2 separate regions of the Homo sapiens genome follow, and region 2 is linked to region 1. A link is a contact called in ENCODE Hi-C data. All regions are on one chromosome and are shown on one strand. The core of a region is the stretch at or near the end of the contact, and the rest is flanking DNA. Distances in the headings are between cores, read along the strand shown.

Region 1 (4,131 bases), core at 849-3,348:
TGGCTCCAACCTAAATTTTCCAGCCTGATGGTCCAGTGATTTGGAAATTTCTCATATTCCCCCAATACATGCTGCCTTTCCCAGTGTCTTTTTACTCCTTTTCAATTAAAACGGCAGTCTCTTAAATCCCTTTTGCCCTTGCTGGTTCAGCTCAGTTCAGCACACATTTATTAAATGCCTTCTATGTGACACGGCTCACAAGGAACACTGAGAAAACTAGGATGGGTACTCAATCTTGAAATGCTATCCTGAGAAAGCTCCCTAAGCAACAGGAACAGGGTGATATGATGAAGGCTTGTGGTAGGAGGAGCCTGGTGAGCTCTAAGAGTCCTTGAGGCAATAAGAAGGTTAAGGCCTGGTGACTCTTGAAACTCTGGGGAGAATTGGGTATTTCAGAATGCTGTGCTGGGTTAAAGCTGGAGGCCTAATGGATCCTTGGGCCCTTCAAAGCAGTATATACTCAGCAGTGATTTACTTACCAACCGTTTAACCATTATTATAAATAATGTACCATTAATTTATAAATAATATGTGTTTAAATATTCAAATATTAAGAGAATGAGAAAATAAGACACAGAATGGGAGAAAATACTTGCAAAAGATACATTTGATAAAGGACTGTTATCCAAAATAATACAAAAGATACTTAAAATTCAACACTAAGAAAATAAATGATCTGATTAAAAAATGGGCCTTATGATACACTGCATGTATTAAAACATCACTATGTACCCCATAAATATGTACAATTATGTTGTATCAATTAAAAATTGAAAATATTATAAAAAACAAAAATAAAACAAGATAAAAGGAAGAAAATGCACCAGAGACCTTAACAGACACCTCACCAAGGAATATATACAGATGGCACATAAGCATACAAAAAGATGCTCCACATCATACGTAATCAGGAAATGCATATGAGAACAATGAGATACCACTACACACTTACCACAATGGACAAAATCCAGAACACACACTACCAGATGATGGCAAGAATGCTGAGCAACAGGAATTCTCATTCACCGCTGGTGGGAACGCAAAATGGTACAGCACTTTGGAAGACAGTTTGGCAGTTCTGTACACAACTAAACATACTCTTAAGATCTGGCCATCGCACTCCTTAGTATTTACTCAAAACATAGAAATTATTTGAAAAACATGGGCAACACTTTATAGAAATAAATCGAAGAGAAAATATCAGTGACAATAGGACTAGACTATATTTCAGAGCTATTCTTTAGATTTGTAAGCAGTAAATCAAAGACTGGATAAACACAGCACACAAAAAGTCCAAGGATATCACTATGGTGTGGATATGGTTTGTCTGTCCCCACGAAAACTCATGTTGAAATTTGATTCCCAGTATGATGGTGTTGGGAGGTGGGGCCTGATGGGAGGTGTTCAGGTCACAGGGGCATGAATCCTTCAGGAATGGCTTGGTGCTGATCTTGTGGTAGTGAGTGAGTTCCCACTCTGACAAGACTGCATTAGGTATTGCAGGGAACAGATTAGTTCCCAGGAGAGTGGGTTGTGATAAAGCCAGGATGGACCCTCAGGTTCTCCTGTTTGCATGTGTCCCCTTCCCCTTTGACCTTCTCTGCTGTTTTGTGACGCAGCATGAAAGCCCTTGCCAGAAGCCAGGGCCATGCCCTTGAACTTCTTAGCCCACAGAACCATGAGCTAAATAAACCTTGTTACATTATAAATTATCCAGGCGCAGATATTCTTTTATAACAACACACAACAGACTAAGACAGATACACTCTAAGGAGGATGAACTTAATTAGCTCTAGAACTGTAAGTCCCTATAAAACAGGAAGAAATCTTGTACACGACATGAGCTCCTGCTGGCTCTGTCCTACCTGACTTCACGGATTTATGGCAGTTTCCCAGTTAAAGGCCCATCCCATAGACCATGTGTGGCTTACATATTTGCCATTCCTACTGTGGTATGGCATAAATAAATCATGAGGCTTGGGTCAGTACAGCCAGCCTGTAAAGTGATTCATGGAGCCAGAAGTACCATCCCCTAGGACTGTGTACTTTATTACAGTAAACCTCAGAACAAGATACAATTTCCTGACTTAAGAAGCAGGCTTTAAATCAGGACACCTGGACAGCCTTGGAACAACTTAAAAAATACAATAGGTCTCAACCCACCACTGTGTCTCAGTGCTGGCCTCCGCCTGCCCCAGGCCTGTTCTTTTAACACTAGATACTAAATTCAGAATGAGTCCCTTCTGAGTCAATTACTGTGGTGAGAACAACAGAATAAACTGAACGCATCCCATCCTCTTATCTCCATTGTTTTCTGTTTTTCCCTGACTTCACTTACCCACTGAGGAAAATAACATCCCCCATGATGAATTTTTCCCTCATCCTTTAAAACTCATAAACCAGGAGGAGCCCCTTTTGGTGCCAAAAGAAGAAAGCACAACACTGTGAACCTGGTTTCCCTCCTCAATAAGGAACAGTAGAGTGGACCTGGAGACAAAGTTGTCAGAGCATTCTCTGCTTAGAGACCTAGGCTGCAGTCAGTGCTATTTTATGTAAATTACATGTACTTTAAACCAACACTGGCAAGAGTGCCATACTCTTGTTTAGGAAAGCTGGAAGTCTAACCAGTTGTAAAGGTTATGTGTTTGATGAACTCCTAAAAGTTTTTTAAGGTCTAAGTATAATCAAGCTATCCTTTTATGTTCTCAACTCTTTGAATAAAATGCTGGAAGCACCTAAAACGGCCAACACATTCCAAGGTATCAAAAATAACTTTTTTTTTTTTTTTTTTTTAGACGGTCTCACTCTGTCGTCCAGGTTGGAGTGCAGTGGCATGATCTCGGCTCACTGCAACCTCTGCCTCCCGGGTTCAAGCGATTCACCTGCCTCAGCCTCCCGAGTAGCTGGGACTACAGACGTATGGCACTATGCCTGGCTAATTTTTGTATTTTTTAGTAGAGAGGGTTTCACCATATTGGACAGGCTGGTGGTCTTGGACTCCTGATCTCATGATCTGCCCGCCTCGGCCTCCCAAAGTGCTGGGATTACAGGCGTGAGCCACTGTGCCCGGCCAAAAAGAACTCTTTTTAAGCCAAGATCTCGAACACTTTTTAGCTAGGACAAAAAGCTATTAATCCTAATCAATCTCACTTTACGGATTTACTGAAGCCTTGAAGCCAAAGGTCAGTCACATACTAACACTGTTTTATGCTTCTTCTTGTAGAAACCCTGGAGAAAAACAAGTGTTGGGACTCTGTTATAAACACGGAACTGACTCCAGTGTCGTCGTTTTCTTGGGGACAACTTAGGAAAATTTCTTTTCAATAGACGTCTACTTGTTGAATATGTTTTGAGGACATGTAGCCAACAACAGACACAAAAAAGACACAGTGCATTACTACATTCCTTTACAATAAGAACACGGGACAGGAGAAAATATGAAGTCTAGCTCAGCCTCTTCACACCTCCCCAAGTCATCAAAATGATTGGACTGTATAAGCACATGAGGTGTGCAGAAATACGAGCATGGCAATGGGAAGAAAAAGTATATTGCAAAAATCAAATCAGAAATATTTCAAGGCTTGAAGCTTTCCAGTGAATCATAAAACAGAGGAAGGAAATGAATATAGGAATGCTCAGCACTTACCAAAAAACCTACATTCCGGTGACCCGTGTATTTTAAGAGACACAGGTCTTTGTAAGTCCTGAGTAGGAAATCTTGTTGCATTATATTGTGAGACATTATACTTTTTTTTTTTTTTAGATGGAGTCTTCACTCTGTTGCCTGGGCTGGAGTGCAGTGGCACAATCTCGGCTCGCTGCAAGCTCTGCCTCCGAGGTTCAAGCAAATCTCCTGCCTCAGCCTCCCGAGTAATTGGGACTATGGGCGCCTGCCACCACGCCCAGCTAATTTTTGTATTTTTGGTAGAGACGGGGTTTCACCATGTTGGTTTTGGCCAGGATGGTCTCGAACTCCTGACCTCAAGTGATCTGCCCGCCTCGGCCTCCCAAAGTGCTGAGATGACAGGCGTGAGCCACTGCGCCTGGCTGGACATTATACATTTTTTCCCCTTAAGCTGATTCTTCATCATTGGCCATACAGGCAGTGTATGGTTCACTAAGTTTCCTAAA
Region 2 (4,363 bases), core at 820-3,319, 130 kb after region 1:
CTAAATTTGATATTTAACTAAAGACATTGTGTAGGTAATAAGTAGAGTATTCTGGAGCACCTTGTATATTATTAATTTGGTAGCTATTGCTGTGTTTTTGATAATGAATGCCTTAGACTTGAAGAAGTCTGAGGCCAGGCATGGTGGCTCATGCCTGTAATTCCAGCACTTTGGGAGGCCAAGGCGGGTGGATCACCTGAGGTCAGTAGTTCAAGACCAGCCTGGCCAATATGGTGAAATCCTGTCTCCACTAAAAATATAAAAATTAGCCAGGCGTGGTGGTGCATGCCTGTAATCCCAGCTACTCAGGAGGCTGAGGCAGGAGAATTGCTTGAACCTGGGAGGCAGAGGTTGCAGTGAGCTGAGATGGCACCATTACCCTCCAGCCTGGGCGACAGAGTGAGACTCCATCTCAAAAAAAAGAAAAGTCTGAGAATATATATATATATGTGTGTGTGTGTGTGTGTGTGTATATATATATATATGAGAATAGGACTGAGAGTGGAGCCTTTTAGAGGTCTAGAGGAAAGTGGCAGAATCAGAAACACCACAAAAGGAATGACAGGTGAAAGAGGGAGAAAATAAGGAGACACTGGTATCAGAGATACCAGAAGAAAACAGTGTTTCAAGGAAGGAAATGTGTAGAATGATGCTGAAAGGTAAAGTTAAGATGGGGCCATGGAAGTGATTTCTGTATTTGGTAACATGGATATTTATGATAACTTGACAAGAGCAGTTTCGTAAGACTACTAAAAATAGGAGCCTGATTAAACAAACTTGAAGAAAGGTAAGGAAAGGCAGATAGCAACTACAGTCAATTTTTTAAATAAGATTTGCTGAGAAGGGAAGAGAGAAACAGGGTGGCAACTAGAATAAGACATCACATCAAGAGAACGATTTTTTTTAAGACATTAAGTGGAACTCTAAAGGCAGGTTAGTACACTTGTGAACAAGGAGAAAGCAAAAATTTGAAAGGAGGGAGAAGGATAATGAGGGAGAAGCATCTTTAGGTTGGGCAACTGGGATAGGATTAACAGAAAAGGCAGCAGAGGTGAATTCAGGAATAGTGGCACTATTCAGGCAAAGGCTCCAGGTATAGATGCAAGTAGGCTGGTAGATTTGATGAGGAGACAAACTGGGTAGCATCCAATTATTTTAATTTTCTCAAAGAAATATCAAGTGAAGCCAGAAACTTTGAGTGGAGGCGAAGGATTTGCAGATTTGATAAGAGAACAGAATGATACAGTCACCTCTGAGGATGGGAAATCAAATCTAATAGTCCTCTTAATTAGGACTGCCTGCAGAATTAGGAGCAATTTGAGATCTGTGGCCATAAATTCAATGTGAGACCAGTCTGCAAAGCTTTGTGACTCTTCTTGCCCGGTAACATAAAGCTGCTCAGGGCAGAGGCAGTGTAGGAAGACACTTGCTTTAAATCAGGATTGAGGTTTTGCAAGCAAGTGTGACAAAAGAGAAAAGCAAGTAAGTCAAGGGGATTTAGAAGGGAGTAATTATACTGCTGGACCATGAAATCTGACCCGGGTAAGGAAGGAAGTGTGAGGCCATACGAGGTTCAAAACAAACAAAAAAAAGTAGTAGGTTGTTGTTTCAAGGTCCTAATTAGATGCAATAATTGGAGTGGAGACGAGAGTAAGTGAACTGGGAAGACAGGAGGTGTTGGCCAGAGCTGAATTGTATCTTTCAGTGTCACCATTCCAAGGTGGAGAATTCTGACGGGTAACAATCTGTTCCACATTTAGAGGCAGGTTTACTCTACCCAGAACAGCTACACAATGCCCTAAATCAGAGAAATGACACTGTCTAGGAATGGCAGCAGGCTAGAGGAAAAGCAAAGCAGAGAACCCATTCTCACATACCACAGCACAATTTATAGAGCTGTTTTTCCAAAAGAGTCATTGTCCATTTCCCAAACTGTGTAAAGATAAGAATCTAGTACTGCTGGTACAGTCAGAATCAATTTATAAAGTCTGATAAAACAGACCAAGGATATGACACAATGCTATGACTGTACTGTGCCAAGAAATCTGAAGGTGTGGCTGAGAAATAGAAAACCAAAGAAAACCCTGCCTTAAAACGCAGGCTTGGCTTTTTGGATCTATGACAGAATAAATATATTGTCAACTTTTTTCACTGTTTAAAAAAAGGAGGAGAGGGAATACTTTTATGTTGTTCACTTCTGGATTTCTTGCTGATTAATTCATAATGACAGAGGAAAGCACGGAGCACTTTTATGGAGCAAAGCACCCATTTCTGTTAAGCATTATCATAATTTTTATCACTGTATCAAACAAGACATACAACCTTACACTTCTAAGTAAAATGTTCATAGTAAGAGAAATAAGTGTATATAACCTCTTCCTCTACCTCTATTATTTTCTCCCTTAATTGTATTATTATTCTGCAACACTCCCACTTCATTTAATTTTCCTCTCCCTTTCATGTTTCTTGTTTATATGCCTCAGGCCTCACAGGATCAACCAGGGATTCAACCCTTCTTGGTAGAAGTCAGACATATAGTGGTTGCTAGCCCCATGACTCTGGAAAAGTAACGTACTAGTCTGAATAGACAATATGGCCTTTTATTTCCTATTAACTTGTTTCACTCTTCCCAGCTGAAAAGTGTTTTTGTACATATCATTCCATTTACTCCCCCCGCCCCCCACCCCCCATCCCTCCTCCCCGACCCCACCAAGGCTATGTCAATGATGAAAGTTGTGAATGCTACAGTTGAATTACACTGCACCAATAGCATATGAAAATGCATATGCAGGAATAATATGCCATCCGTATTTCTCCACCTGGTGATTTCACAGGGCTCAGCTTAAAAACTAATTTAATTTGGACATTTCACTCTAACATGCATAATACAGAAGTAACAGCTGGAGGCTAACTGTGGGAAATCAAGGCATAAAATCATTAATAAAAGCAGATCTATTAAGTAAATGATAGTAACACCTTTTTCTGTGCAAATAAATATTAGTGATCAGAAAATCTCATATGTAGTTTTCTCAATAAATGTTAGTTAAAATAAAATAAAAATCATTAAATCAAATGGGTAGAATACTATTAATCGCTAAAATATCCCAGTGAGATGGGAGAGAAGAATAAAGTTACGAGTTTCTGATTTCATTATTAAAGGATGCGCCTAGAGGAAAAGAACGGAAAGAAGGAAGGAGAGGGGGAGACCAAAAAAAAGGTAACTTGTAAATCTGAAAATTTGGGGACAATTTATTTTCATACAAAAACATTTACATTCCATTTCCAAATAGTCTTTAACCAATAAGATTCTGGTTTTATGTAAAACATGACTTAATTTACAAAGATTCCATATGCACACAATTGAATTATAAAAGTTGTTTATATTCCCACACTTTTTGCTTTTTTTGGATTCACACTAATTACGTAATAAAATCCATATTCCCTTAATTAGCACTAAAGGTCTTTAACAATAACCTATATTTTTAATATTCCCTCATGCAGTAAGCATGAGGAAAAGATTCTTTTGTTTTTTTGCCTTTTCAGATGTCTTCATGTCCCTGCCCTTTCCCTTACCCTGTCTTTGCCGAGCATAAGAGCATACATGCACTCATTCTGCAAGAAGAAGCTTAAATGGCAGTATCTTGGCAAAGCTTTCCAGCACTCCCCTAAACAGAACTGATTCCTTCATCTCCATGAGCTAAAGGGTCTGTATCTAGATGATAGTATAATATAGTATAATTATAAAAGAAAATATTTTCTAGATCCACTGATAAATTGTAATACTGTAAAAAATGCAAATATTAGATCTAGAGTTCCCAAATTGAATGCAATTCAAACCAAAAGACATAGTGCAAAGTACCAGTATTAATTGAATATGCTGTTAAATTGCTGCTCACAGTGCACTCATGGTACTTATTACTATTGTCCAAGTTGTTTTGTTTTGAGCTGTAAGATGATCCAACTGTCTCAGAAATTTTGTCAAATTACTTTTTAAAAAAAGTTTGCTGCTTATAGTACATTATGACATCATTTGAACTCTGCTTGGATAAAAAGCAACAGTATGGATTAGGCCCACCACTGTTCTTTTCTCATTGGCCCATGACAATTATAACAGTAATACCTGAAGACAATGAGATGATATCCATAAATATAAATGAAACTACATAGGGTATTTCATTGTAAGACAGTCACCCAGGTGATCCAGAATATGTATATAAACTTTTTTATTGTCATTGAAATGAAAATACAAAATCATAAAATTAACATGGTAACTTGTAAATCTCAGAATATGTTCAAGGTCTCCCAAGGGATGTGAGGAGACTCCTAACAGGAATACAAATGGTAGAGTGGTTAAAAGCAAAAG

What was found. A loop is a pair of places that touch in the nucleus more often than their neighbours do.
Region 2: a map of Calu3 shows a loop between it and region 1 (2.0-fold over the local background). The contact joins two enhancer-like sites. A Hi-C loop is called at or near these places in 1 of 168 maps with a recorded cell type or tissue (Calu3).

Annotation. Positions count from the first base shown.
Region 1 is chr12:1,348,323-1,352,453 of GRCh38, reverse strand. The region is part of intron 15 of ERC1 (ELKS/RAB6-interacting/CAST family member 1); the gene reads right to left. Among named protein-coding and RNA genes, the nearest start is that of LINC00942, 150 kb to the left of the region's middle. Within about 2 kb of position 2,098, at least 6 of the 41 ENCODE cell types and tissues checked have a DNase peak (open chromatin) inside an H3K27ac peak, as active enhancers do.
Region 2 is chr12:1,214,942-1,219,304 of GRCh38, reverse strand. All of the region lies in intron 12 of ERC1 (ELKS/RAB6-interacting/CAST family member 1), which reads right to left. Among named protein-coding and RNA genes, the nearest start is that of ERC1, 230 kb to the right of the region's middle. Within about 2 kb of position 2,069, at least 6 of the 41 ENCODE cell types and tissues checked have a DNase peak (open chromatin) inside an H3K27ac peak, as active enhancers do.